Regions from separate parts of the Homo sapiens genome. Here region 2 is linked to region 1. A link is a loop called in an ENCODE intact Hi-C map of the cell type or tissue named here. Cell type or tissue: A673. All regions are shown on one strand. Links, peaks and the distances in the headings refer to the core of each region. The heading gives the core; the rest is flanking DNA.

What was found. Hi-C counts contacts between places; a loop is a spot of excess contacts. Peaks named below come from ENCODE experiments on the same cell type or tissue, not always from the same donor. Only the 100,000 strongest peaks of a DNase experiment are listed, where the experiment ranks them.
Region 2: a loop joins it to region 1, with 4 times the contacts of the local background. A loop is called at or near these places in 3 of 110 quality-filtered maps.

The regions. Positions count from the first base shown.
Region 1 is chr9:122,462,147-122,467,517 of GRCh38, reverse strand. It overlaps a transcript of OR1J2 not described here. Among named protein-coding and RNA genes, the nearest start is that of OR1J1, 13 kb to the left of the region's middle. RefSeq lists a silencer at 2,226-2,275 and an enhancer at 3,267-3,768. In A673, for the core only: CTCF peaks have their summits at 2,345 (motif pointing left) and 3,587 (motif pointing left); DNase peaks (open chromatin) are centred at 2,317 and 3,577; H3K4me3 peaks cover 543 bases; H3K27me3 peaks cover 1,733 bases.
Region 2 is chr9:123,383,331-123,388,701 of GRCh38, reverse strand. It overlaps DENND1A (DENN domain containing 1A), which reads left to right. Exons shown (of 24, transcript NM_001352964.2): 22 at 844-972; 23 at 4,789-5,047. Among named protein-coding and RNA genes, the nearest start is that of MIR601, 17 kb to the left of the region's middle. RefSeq lists a silencer at 1,433-1,628 and an enhancer at 2,982-3,051. In A673, for the core only: a CTCF peak has its summit at 3,136 (motif pointing right); a DNase peak (open chromatin) is centred at 3,161.

The sequences.
Region 1 (5,371 bases), core at 113-5,112:
ATGAGTGACATTATTTTTGTTTTCTGAACAGGGAATGACATAACAAATGACAGAATTGGGGGAGTCTGTTGAGTGAGGACAGTTTAGTTTATCAAATTCTAAAATTATTTCCCCCTCTTGGGAAAAAGAAATTTTAGCATGGTATTTTTCAAAAAAATCACATCCAAGGTGGTGGAGCGGGGCAGAATTAACAAGCAAAAGGTGTGGGTGTCTTGGAGAGAAGACCAAGATGGAAAGAAATGGGCTGTGAAACAAAAGTAGTCAGTGGCTTTTTGGAAACTCACCATTTGTAATCTTTTTATTACTCTGAGGCAGGGGCTGACTGAGGCTAGGGGGATTAAGGATGAAAAATATTGCTGTGGCATCAATGAGCACAGTTAAGACCACACTCCCAGCCGGATGTGGTGGCTCATGCCTGTAATCCCAGCACTTTGGGAGGCCAAGGCAGGTGGCTTATGAGGTCTGGAGTTCGAGACCAGTTGTTTGAAGCCCAACAAGGTGAAACCCCGTCTCTACTAAAAATACAAAAAAATTAGCTGGGCATGGTCGTGGGCACCTGTAATCCCAGCTACTCAGGAGGCTGAGCCAGGAGAATCGCTTGAACCCAGGAGGCAGAGGTTGCTGTGTGCCGAGATCGCACCACTGCACTCCAGCCTGGGAGATAAGAGAGAAACTCTGTCCCCCGCCAAAAAAAAAACACTCCTAATTTGAAGGATCATTTCACTCAGAAAATTAAGTGGGAGAAGTGGGAAAATCCCCCATAAGTCCTTGGAGCCCCTTCACTGAAAGTGGTCTCAGATGGGAGAAGAGATGGGGGAGTTGGGAATGAAATTCCCCCTTTCTCTTGCAGCAATCTCTCTTCCAGCCATCTGGAACGTTGGCACAGCCCAGGGAGTCTCTGCCTAGTGTTATGTCTGGGAGCCTCAGTTTGCTGTAATTGTAACATTACGAATGTTAGTGGTTTTTAGTACTGTCCTCAGGGGTGCAGGCAAGGTGATTTGCCAGATTAACCAAATCAGAAGTGGACATAGTTTTCCATTCCATGTGTACTCTTTTGACAAGCTGAGAAAGTTCTTGAGAAAGGCCATTTGCAAACTTAGAATTACAGCCTACTTGAGTAGATTCGGCATCCATAGGTAATCCAGAATTTTCTACAAATACAACCCGGAGCCAACTGTAATAGTCGTAATCTGGTTCATTAGGTTTTGGGTACAGTCTTGGATTTTATTCATCTCAGGTTTCAGGAAAAGCCTCAAGAATAGCCTCATGAAGTTTTGTTGTTTTTGTTTGTTTGTCTGCTTGCTTGCTCACTGTGCTTCAGGCTCTGTCATAGTCTTTTGGGGTATTCTTGCCTAAAGCCCTCTCAGGGTCACATCAAGGAGCCTGGGCCATTCAATATTGGGCCTGGCCTTCACAAAAAGTATATGAACCAACTGGCACAGGTAAGAAAAACCTGGATGATAAGTCGAAATTATAATACTGTGTTAATTTTATCAGCAAATTTGAAAGGTCTCCATGACCTTTGGGAATTCTGCGGCAATGGCTTAAAGTTCAGCCTTGCTCCAAGGAACAAAAGAAATTTAGGATTTAGAGGAATCATCAGTGAATTTAACTTTCAAGGGACAGGTTTTAACAGGACCAGGTTCAGGGGTAGTGGGAGCTGAGGAATCCAGAGGGAAAGGTAATTCACTCAAAGAAGAAATAGAGAGAAGGAACAGGGGAAAGAGAAGAGGAGGTCTCCTCCAACGAGGAACAAGTCTGGGATCCTCAAGCCTTGTCCTTCCTTAACTATTTGTTTGTCTCAGTTAATTTTGACATGGTATCTCATAAGGAGGCAATTGTAGAATCCTGAATGTACTTAGAAGCTTTGAGATACCAATTAAAGTATGTTTCCCATTCAGATTGCTTAATATTAGGACCACAGTCTTCTAATTTTGTTCTAACAAAACAAGTTTGGGGAGCTCAAATGCCCCCCAGTATGACCATTGAGGATCCAAATTAGTTTGGGTGTGCTATAGCTATTGATTTAAAATTGTACACAAGACAAAGGACCATAATTTTTAAAACATAGAGCCTGCAGGGGTCCCAGGAGGATTATAATTACGTGCTTTAGGATTTTGGGATCCCATTCTGCTTATTAATCTCTTGAGAGCAAAAGAAAAGCCCGAAGAGCAGAGCCCTGTCAGGGAATGATAGGCGTTTGGACTGGTGTTTTGTTTTACAGTGTGCCTGGCACCGGATTTTTGTTTTACTTGGCAAGCAATCTGCACTCTCATTGCCTGTCCCATGAGCAAGTTTTCCCCAGACGCGCAAAATTTTTCTTGAGACTGGCAGGCCCCCTAGTGGTAATTTGGCTGTTTGTGCACTAGTTTATCCTGACAAGAGATTTTTTTTCTTCGGATACTGACATCCCTCATAGAATGGTGGCAATTGCCCTAATGGCTTTTAAACGGCCAACTCGTGCCTACCTTTTGAGAAAGTAAATTTTTCTTTCAAAAGATGTTTAGAAATAGAGGAAGAAAAGAATCAAGCAGCAAATGAAAGTATAAGCATACACAAACAAGTCAGAACAAAACTGAAACCAAAAGTGCACTTACCAGGACCAGAAAGACAAACTGTCTTTCTAAAAGAAATAACTTTCCAAAAAAGACAAAAAGTCTTATATAGTCCCAAAAAGGATGCAAGGCATCTTAACCCAATCAGATCCTGAATAAGTCAATAGGGAGCTGCTACCAAAGGGAGGGAACGCAATCTGAGAGATGATTTACCTGGGCAGAAGAAAGATGATCCATGGAAGCTTAGATTGCCAAGGGCTCAATTGTGGTTACCTACCCAGTTCCTCACCCAGTTCCAAGAGTCACCAATCTTTTCCAAAGGTACTCTCACTTCAAGTGTACTTCCAATAGAGGGAAAATGGCGGATAGGAGGCAAAACTAACTTGCAGCCCCCACTAGGTCGGACAGAGTGGCATGTGTAGACACACACCATGAACTTTTGCTCTAAGAACTGCCACAAGAACATACCAGGAAAGCTGAAAGAATCCACAGACCCTTTGAGGGAGGTGGATTGCTGCTGCAGGCTCTGTGGGACAACTGAGGAACTGTGAGTTTGCTTGCTTTCTCAGCTGAGAGGCTTGGAGCCTGCAGAACATTCTCAGCCCTGCTCACCGGCTACCTAGAAATAAACTCGCTGCTGCTGGCGGGCGGTGGGGGCGGGGGAGCACCTTGGGAGTGAGACCAGCCTTTCAGGCTGTGGGCTGCATGGGATCTGGGTGAGACCTGTGACTGCCGGCTTTCCCCCACTTCCCTAGTGACCTGTGTGACACAGCAGAAGCAACCATAATTCCCCTGGGAACATAACTCCATTGGCCTGGGAACCACACTCCCAGCCCCCACAGCAGCCACAGCAAGCCTCACCAAAGGCGAGCCTGAGCTCAGACATGCCTAACCCTGCCCCTACCTGATGGTCTTTCTCTAGCTGACCTGGTAGCCAAAGACAAAGGACATAATCCCTTGAGAGCCCTATGGCCCCACCCCCTGCCTAATCTTCCCTATACTGATGTGCTGATGTGCTAATGTAGCTCATGTGCTCTTGAAAGCGCCACCTCCTGGCTGGAGGTCCACACAAAACCAGCACACTTAACAAAAATACAACCAAGGACCCTCACAGAGTCCACTTCACTCCCCTGCTACCTCCATTGGAGCAGGTGCTGGTTATCTGTGGCGGAGAGACCTGAAGAGGGATCACATCACAGGATTCTGCAGACACTCCCCTATACCAGCCCAGAGCCCAGTAGCTTCACTGGGTGGCTAGATTGAGAAGAGAAACAACAGTCACTGCAGTTTGGCTCTCAGGAGGCTCTATCTCAGGGGGAAAGGAGAGAGCACCACATCAAGGGAGCAACCCTGTGGGACAAAGGAATCTGAACAGCAGCCCTTGAGTTCCAAACTTCCCTCTGACATAGTCTACCCAAATGAGAAGGAACCAGAAAAACAGTGCTGGCAATATGACAAAACAAGGTTCTTTAACACCCCCAAAAGATCACACTAGCTCACCAGCAATGGATCCAAACCAAGGTGAAATCTCTGAAGTGCCAGAAAAAGAATTCAGAAGATCAGCTATTAAGCCAATCAGGGAGGCACCAGAGAAAGATGCAGTCCAACTTAAAGAAATCAAAAAAAGATACAGGATATGAATGGAAAAATCTCTAGTGAAATAGATAGCATAAATAAAAAATAATCATAACTTCTGAAAATGAAGGACACACTTAAGAGAAATGCAAAATGCACTGGAAATTCTCAGCAATACAATCAAATAAGTAGAAGAAAGAAAATCAGAGCTCAAAGACAAGGGTTTTGAATAAACCCACTCCTACAAAGACAAAGAAAAAAGAATTTAAAAAATGAACAAAGCCTCCAAGAAGTTTGGGGTTATGTTAAATAGCCAAAGCTAAGAATAATTGGTGTTCCCAAGACAGAAGAGAAATCTAAAAGTTTGGAAAATATATTTGAGAGAATAATTGAGGAAAAATTCCCCAGCTTTGCTAGAGATCTAGACATCTAAATACAAGAAGCTCAAAGAACACTGGGAAATGCATTGCAAAAAGATCATTGCCTTGGTACATAGTCATGAAGTTATCTAAGGTCAAGATGAAGGAAAGAATCTTAAGAGCTGCGAGGCAAAAGCATCATGTAATCTATAAAGGAAAACCTATCAGACAAACAGAGCAGATTTCTCAGAAGAAACCCTACAAGCTAGAAGAGTTTGGGGTCCTATTTTTAGCCTCCATAAACAAAACAATTATCAGCCAAGAATTTTGTATCCAGTGAAACTAAGATTCATAAATGAAGGAAAAATACAGTCTTTTTCAAACAAACAAATGCTAAGAGAATTCACCACTACCAAGCCAACACTACAAGAACTACTAAAAGTAGCTCAAATCTTAAAACAAATTATAAAAATACACCAGAATAGAATCTCCTTAAAGCATAAATCTCACAGGACCTATTAAACAACAAAACAATGAAAAACAAAAACAAGGATTTCATGCAACAAATAGAATGATGAATAGAATAGCATCTCACATCTCAATACTAATGTTGAATGTAAATAGTCTAAATGTTCCACTTAAAAGATACAGAATGGCAGAACGGATAGGAATTCACCAGCCAAGTATCTTCTGTCTTCAAGAGACTCATCCGTCACATAAGGACTCACATACACTTAAGGTCAAGGGATGGAAAAAGCTATTCCATGCAAATGGACACCAAAAGCAAGCAAGAGTAGTTATTTTTATGTCAAATAAAACAAACTTTAAAGCAACAACAGTTAAAAAGGCAAAGAAGGACATTATATAATGATAAAAGGACTA
Region 2 (5,371 bases), core at 188-5,187, 920 kb before region 1:
GGCTGTGTATGTGTTGGTGTTTATAGAGGTAGAGCTCACAGGTGGCTGACAAGGGAGATGCATTTTTTATAACAATGAATATTTAATTTCCACATCACAGATGAAAAAGACTCTCTGAAGAGGCATCTGAGGGAAGCTCCAGAGAGCAGCCGCTAATCAGAAAAGGGCCTTCTCGCGAGAGCTCTTCCGCACGGCTCACTTTTTTCTTGAACTTTTTTATTTTTTATTTCTTCCTGCTTATTGGAATAGATATGCTCATTGTAGAAAATGTATAAGACACAGAAAAATAAAAAGCAGCAGAGGGGAAAGAAATCACCCATGATTCCACTGGCTGTTATTGACGTTTAGCCATGAACCTTTCCAGTCTTTTTTCTATGAATTTTTCCATAAGCAGATGACAGCGAATGTGGTGTGATTGCAGTTCTGCATCCTGATCTTTAAATTTGTCTTCATAAACATTACGTTTCATGGGAGGACAAGATTCAGCCACTGCACCAGCTAGTTGTTGCTGACAGTGTAGGTTGTTCCATGTTTTAATATTATAAACAGCAGTGATGACAATCTTCCAGTGTGATTCTTTGCCAACTTTGAGGGTTAACCAAATGGAAGTGGAATTACTAGGTCCTATGTGATGGATCATGAGTTTAAGGCTCTGGACACGTGGCAAATTTAGTTTCTTTTCTATCTGGAACGAGCTTCCTCTCCTGAGAGCCCCCACCCCAGGCTGGCACACAGAGGCAGGGCCAGGCGTGGAGCCCAGAGGCCTGCTTCCCGCCTGCACGTGAAGTTCTGAGGGCGCCCCTAACTGCCTGTTCTCTTCTCTTTTGTCTTCCTCTGCCCCAGCCTGGTAAAGCCCTTGCGACACTATGCGGTCTTCCTCTCCGAAGACTCCTCTGATGATGAATGCCAGCGGGAAGAGGGCCCGAGCTCTGGCTTCACCGAGAGCTTTTTCTTCTCCGCTCCCTTTGAATGGTCTCTCCTTCCTTCTTCCATTTCCCTGAGCTCGGCTTGGTGACTCTGCGGGGCTGCATGGCGAAAGCGGGGGGCTGGTGCTGCTTGCCTTTGTGTCGGGGGGAGGGTGTCTGGAGCTGCTGCCTGCCGGTGCCCCAGTGCCAACATGCAGGGTGGACACCACCTCTGCGTGCCACCTCTCAGGGCATCCGTTTTGCCAGCTCCACAGAGGCTGTGACAATAGAGAGGTGACAGGGTGATACGCGAGCATTGGTCCCCTTAGAGATGAAATGTGCTTGATTGCTAGTGGAACTGGTGACTACAATTAGCCTGGTTGTTGATCTCCAAGTCCTTCTTTATCTCAGCACATCTTGGAAAGCCATGGAGATGGGAATCAGAGTTTAAGTTAAAAAAGAAAACGTTCCTCATATGAAATGTGTATATTAAATGCCAGCCTATCCAAGTGTTCTGATCTGCCTGACTTTTTAAAGATAATTTAATCATTATTATTTATAGCCTAAGCCTCATACCAATTACAAGTAGCGATTTTTAAAAGTTTCACCCACCATCCAGCCACCCCTAAGATTAAGCTGCTGTCGCCCTCCTTCCTTTACCCGTTCTTGCCCCTCCACCCACAAGTGTTTCAGAGCTGGCATTGAGCAGAGAGACAGCTTTTGTCTGTCTGCCCTTGTTAACACGGTTATGTGTTTTTAATGGGAGCCTTTAAGGGAATGGAAACTGCCCTTTGCGGGATGCCCGTGGTGCCCACAGCAACCTTCCAGGGGGCACGTTAATCGTTTTGGTCATTGCACAGAAGAGAGATGCCTTTCCCTCCCTCTCCCTCATGTCCCCTGCACCCTCTCCCTGTTCCCAAACCCCAGCATCAGGTCCCTCCCCCTGGGATGGCCTGTGGGTTCCTCTGGGGACCTTATAAACCCCAGGCTGCTTGGCCCTCTGTCATTGACCCCACAGGGTCAGAGGGTCCTGATCCTTTCCTGCCAGCAGGTCACTGGGGACCCAGACAAGTCACTCCCCTCCCAGTGTCCTCACTTAGAAAGTAGTGGCCTTGCCAAGCGCAGTGGCTCACACCTGTAATCCCAGCACTTTGGGAGGCCAAAGCGGGCGGATCACTTGAAGCCAGGAGTTCGAGACCAGCCTGGCCAACATGGTGAAACCCCATCATTACTTAAAAACTACAAAAATTAGCTGGGCATGGTGGCTCACACCTGTAATCCCAGCTACTCAGGAGGCTGAGGCACGAGAATCACTTGAACCCGGGAGGCGGAGGTTGCAGTGAGCCGAGATCACACTGCTGTACTCCAACCTGGGTGACAGAACGAGACTCTGCCTTTAAAAAAAAAAAAAAAAAGAAAGAAAAGAAAGTAGTGGCCTAAGCTGGTGTCATCCAAGCATCACACGTCACTTTTGCTGTATGTCAAATCTTTGTTTCGATTTTTTTTCAAAAGATTTTAAAATTAGCCTTCTCCTAAGCAATAATATCTATGATGTCATAGGCGTAATGTATTAGTTATTATTTCTGTTGCTAATTAGAACAAAAAGAGAACCTTTAGCATAAGAAATGTTCATCTATGTGTCAATTTAAAACACCTTTTGGGAAAAGGCACCCTGCTCCCAGCCAGGAGTCCACCAGGTCATGTCCAAGGCCCAGCTCCATCATATCGTCTCTGAACTAACTGGCGCCTTAATTATTTAAATAACGGCGAGGGCTCGCTTCCTTAGCCCATGACCTTAGAAGTCAGTACAGGCCTTTGTGTGTGTGTTTGAAAAGAAACTAGCCCATCCTAACTCAAAATGGGCTCAAAAGAACACTATTTCCTGAAGTTCCAGAAGCACACTGACTGACTTTAACCCTTTCATTGTGCTCATCTTTATTAAAGGGTCTCTAATTCCTTGGTCAGGGTGAGTGAGGGACGTTTGAAGCCTCTCAAGCTTGGCTTCCATTTCCACCTCTTGCGGGTGCTGTGTGACATAGGTGAGTTATTTAACATCTCTGAGCTTCATTCCTCATCCATAAGGTGGGGGTGTAAGTCCGACTTCCTGGCCTGCTTGCATTGCTTCAGCGAGAGAGTACATGATGGAGTCCCTGCCCATCACTGGGACTGTTTGATGAGCCCTCCCATGTCCCCCACCCTGGTGCCTTCACTGTGATCCTACCCTTGACCGCCAGGTGGTGCCCTTCCCCCACTTTACCAGTGCCACGGGCACCATCTCCGCCTGACGTAGGGCCACCACCAGCCCCAGACTTGGGGTTAGAAGAGGTGAGATGTGGCCAGGCGCAATGGCTCACACCTGTAATCTCAGCACTTTGGGAGGCTGAGGCGGGCAGATCACGAGGTCAGGAGTTCGAGACCAGCCTGGCCAACATAGTGAAACCCCGTCTCTACTAAAAATACAAAAAATTAGCCAGGCAAAAGGCAGGAGCCTGTAATTCCAGCTACTCAGGAGGCTAAGGCAAGAGAATTGCTTGAACCTGGGAGGCAGAGGTTGCAGTGAGCCGAGACTGCGCCATTGCACTCCAGCCTGGGAGACAAGAGTGAAACTCCGTCTGAAAAATAAAAATATAAAAAAGGCTAGATGCACTTCCCACTGGGGCTCCACTAGAGGTAAGGGTTGACCCAGGCGCTGCCTCTCCATCTACCCAGTGGTGCCCTGGGACTCAGGTCCATGGGAAGGGAAGGCAAGTGGAACCCTTTGTTAACTATACTTGGATCAGCTGCAAAGTAGTGGTGTGGGGTTTTTTGTTTGTTTTTTTGTTTTGTTTTGTTTTTTGCTTTTTTGTTTTGAGACAGGGTCTCGCTCTGTCGCCTAGGCTGGAGTGCAGTGTTGTGATCTTGGCTCACTGCAACCTCCACCTCCCAGGTTCAAGCAATTCCCATGCCTCAGCCACCCGAGTAGCTGAGACTACAGGCACGCACCACCACACCCCGCAAATTTTTGTGTTTTTAATAGAGACAGGGTTTCACCATGTTGGTCAGGCTGGTCTCGAACTCCTGAACTCAAGTGATCCGCCCGCCTCGGCCTCCCAAAGTGCTGGGATTACAGGCGTGAGCCACCGTGCCCAGCCAATGACTGCAAGGTTTTGAATGTGTAAAAGTACAGAAAGCTGCTAGCAGAAGAGCCTGTGTGACAGCCGTGCTCACTGGTGGGCGATGGATGCTGTAACCAACCCGTGCGTGTCTGCTGTGTGCCGGGCACCGCATTTGCTCATGTAACCACCACCACCACCTGAGCACCTGAGGCTCAGAGAGTTAAGTGACCTGCCAAAGGTCCCACAGCAAGAAATAGCATGACCAGAGGTGGAACCAAGGTTAGCAGGGCAAGCTTAGGCCCAGACAGCTCCCCTGGAGAGCTTCCCCAGCCCAGTTCCCCATGGGCTGTTCACAGAACCTGACTGTGGCTGTGCCTAGGCCACCAAACAAACAGCAGAGCAGGGCGGGAGCAAGAGGAGCATGACTGCTGGCCTGTGAGCCCCCTTCCAGTCCTGTCTGTTCCTCACACCTTGTCTGAATGGCTCACAAGCCCAGTAGCCAGTTTTATGAAAGGACCTGTAGTTTGGGGGGCACTAAATGGGTCCCCTGAGTGCAAGTGAGAGCCAAAGCGAGTTGCCCTGGTTCACAGCCCCAGGCCCATCGGCATGCCCAGCTTGCACCCTCGCAGCCTCCCAGACTCCTGCCCTCACGGAGACCCCGGGACACTCTCCTGTCCCGCAGGCCCCTGCGTGCACCCCTCAAGCCCTCAATGTGCTTGGGCTGGAGTCCGCTTGCTCCTCCCCTGAAGGCCTGGGTGGGAGAGTGCAGCCTGCTCTGTCCCCGACAGGCCGCAGCCGTATCGGACACTCAGGGAGTCAGACAGCGCGGAAGGCGACGAGGCAGAGAGTCCAGAGCAGCAAGTGCGGAAGTCCACAGGCCCTGTCCCAGCTCCCCCTGACCGGGCTGCCAGCATCGACCTTCTGGAAGACGTCTTCAGCAACCTGGACATGGAGGCCGCACTGCAGCCACTGGGCCAGGCCAAGAGCTTAGAGGACCTTCGTGCCCCCAAAGACCTGAGGGAGCAGCCAGGGACCTTTGACTATCAGGTATGGCATGGGCAAGGGAGGGTATCGGCCGGGGGCCGGCACTGTCCGCACACGAGGTGGGATCCCCATGTGACAGTGGAAGAGACTAAGGGAGAAACAGTGACTTTCCAAGACCCTCAGCCAATGCTCAGGGTCAGTGTGACTGTAAACACCTCCCAGGGTGCCGGGGCCCACACCACCCTAACAGTGACGGTAGGAGAAGATGCTAGAGCCCGATGGAAACTTGCCCCACTCTGTGTGTGCATCAGACGGGGGGGCGGGTGCTGCCAGCCACTCTCCTCGCACCCCCAGGCAGGGCTGCAGCCCCTGCTGGAACCGGGATTG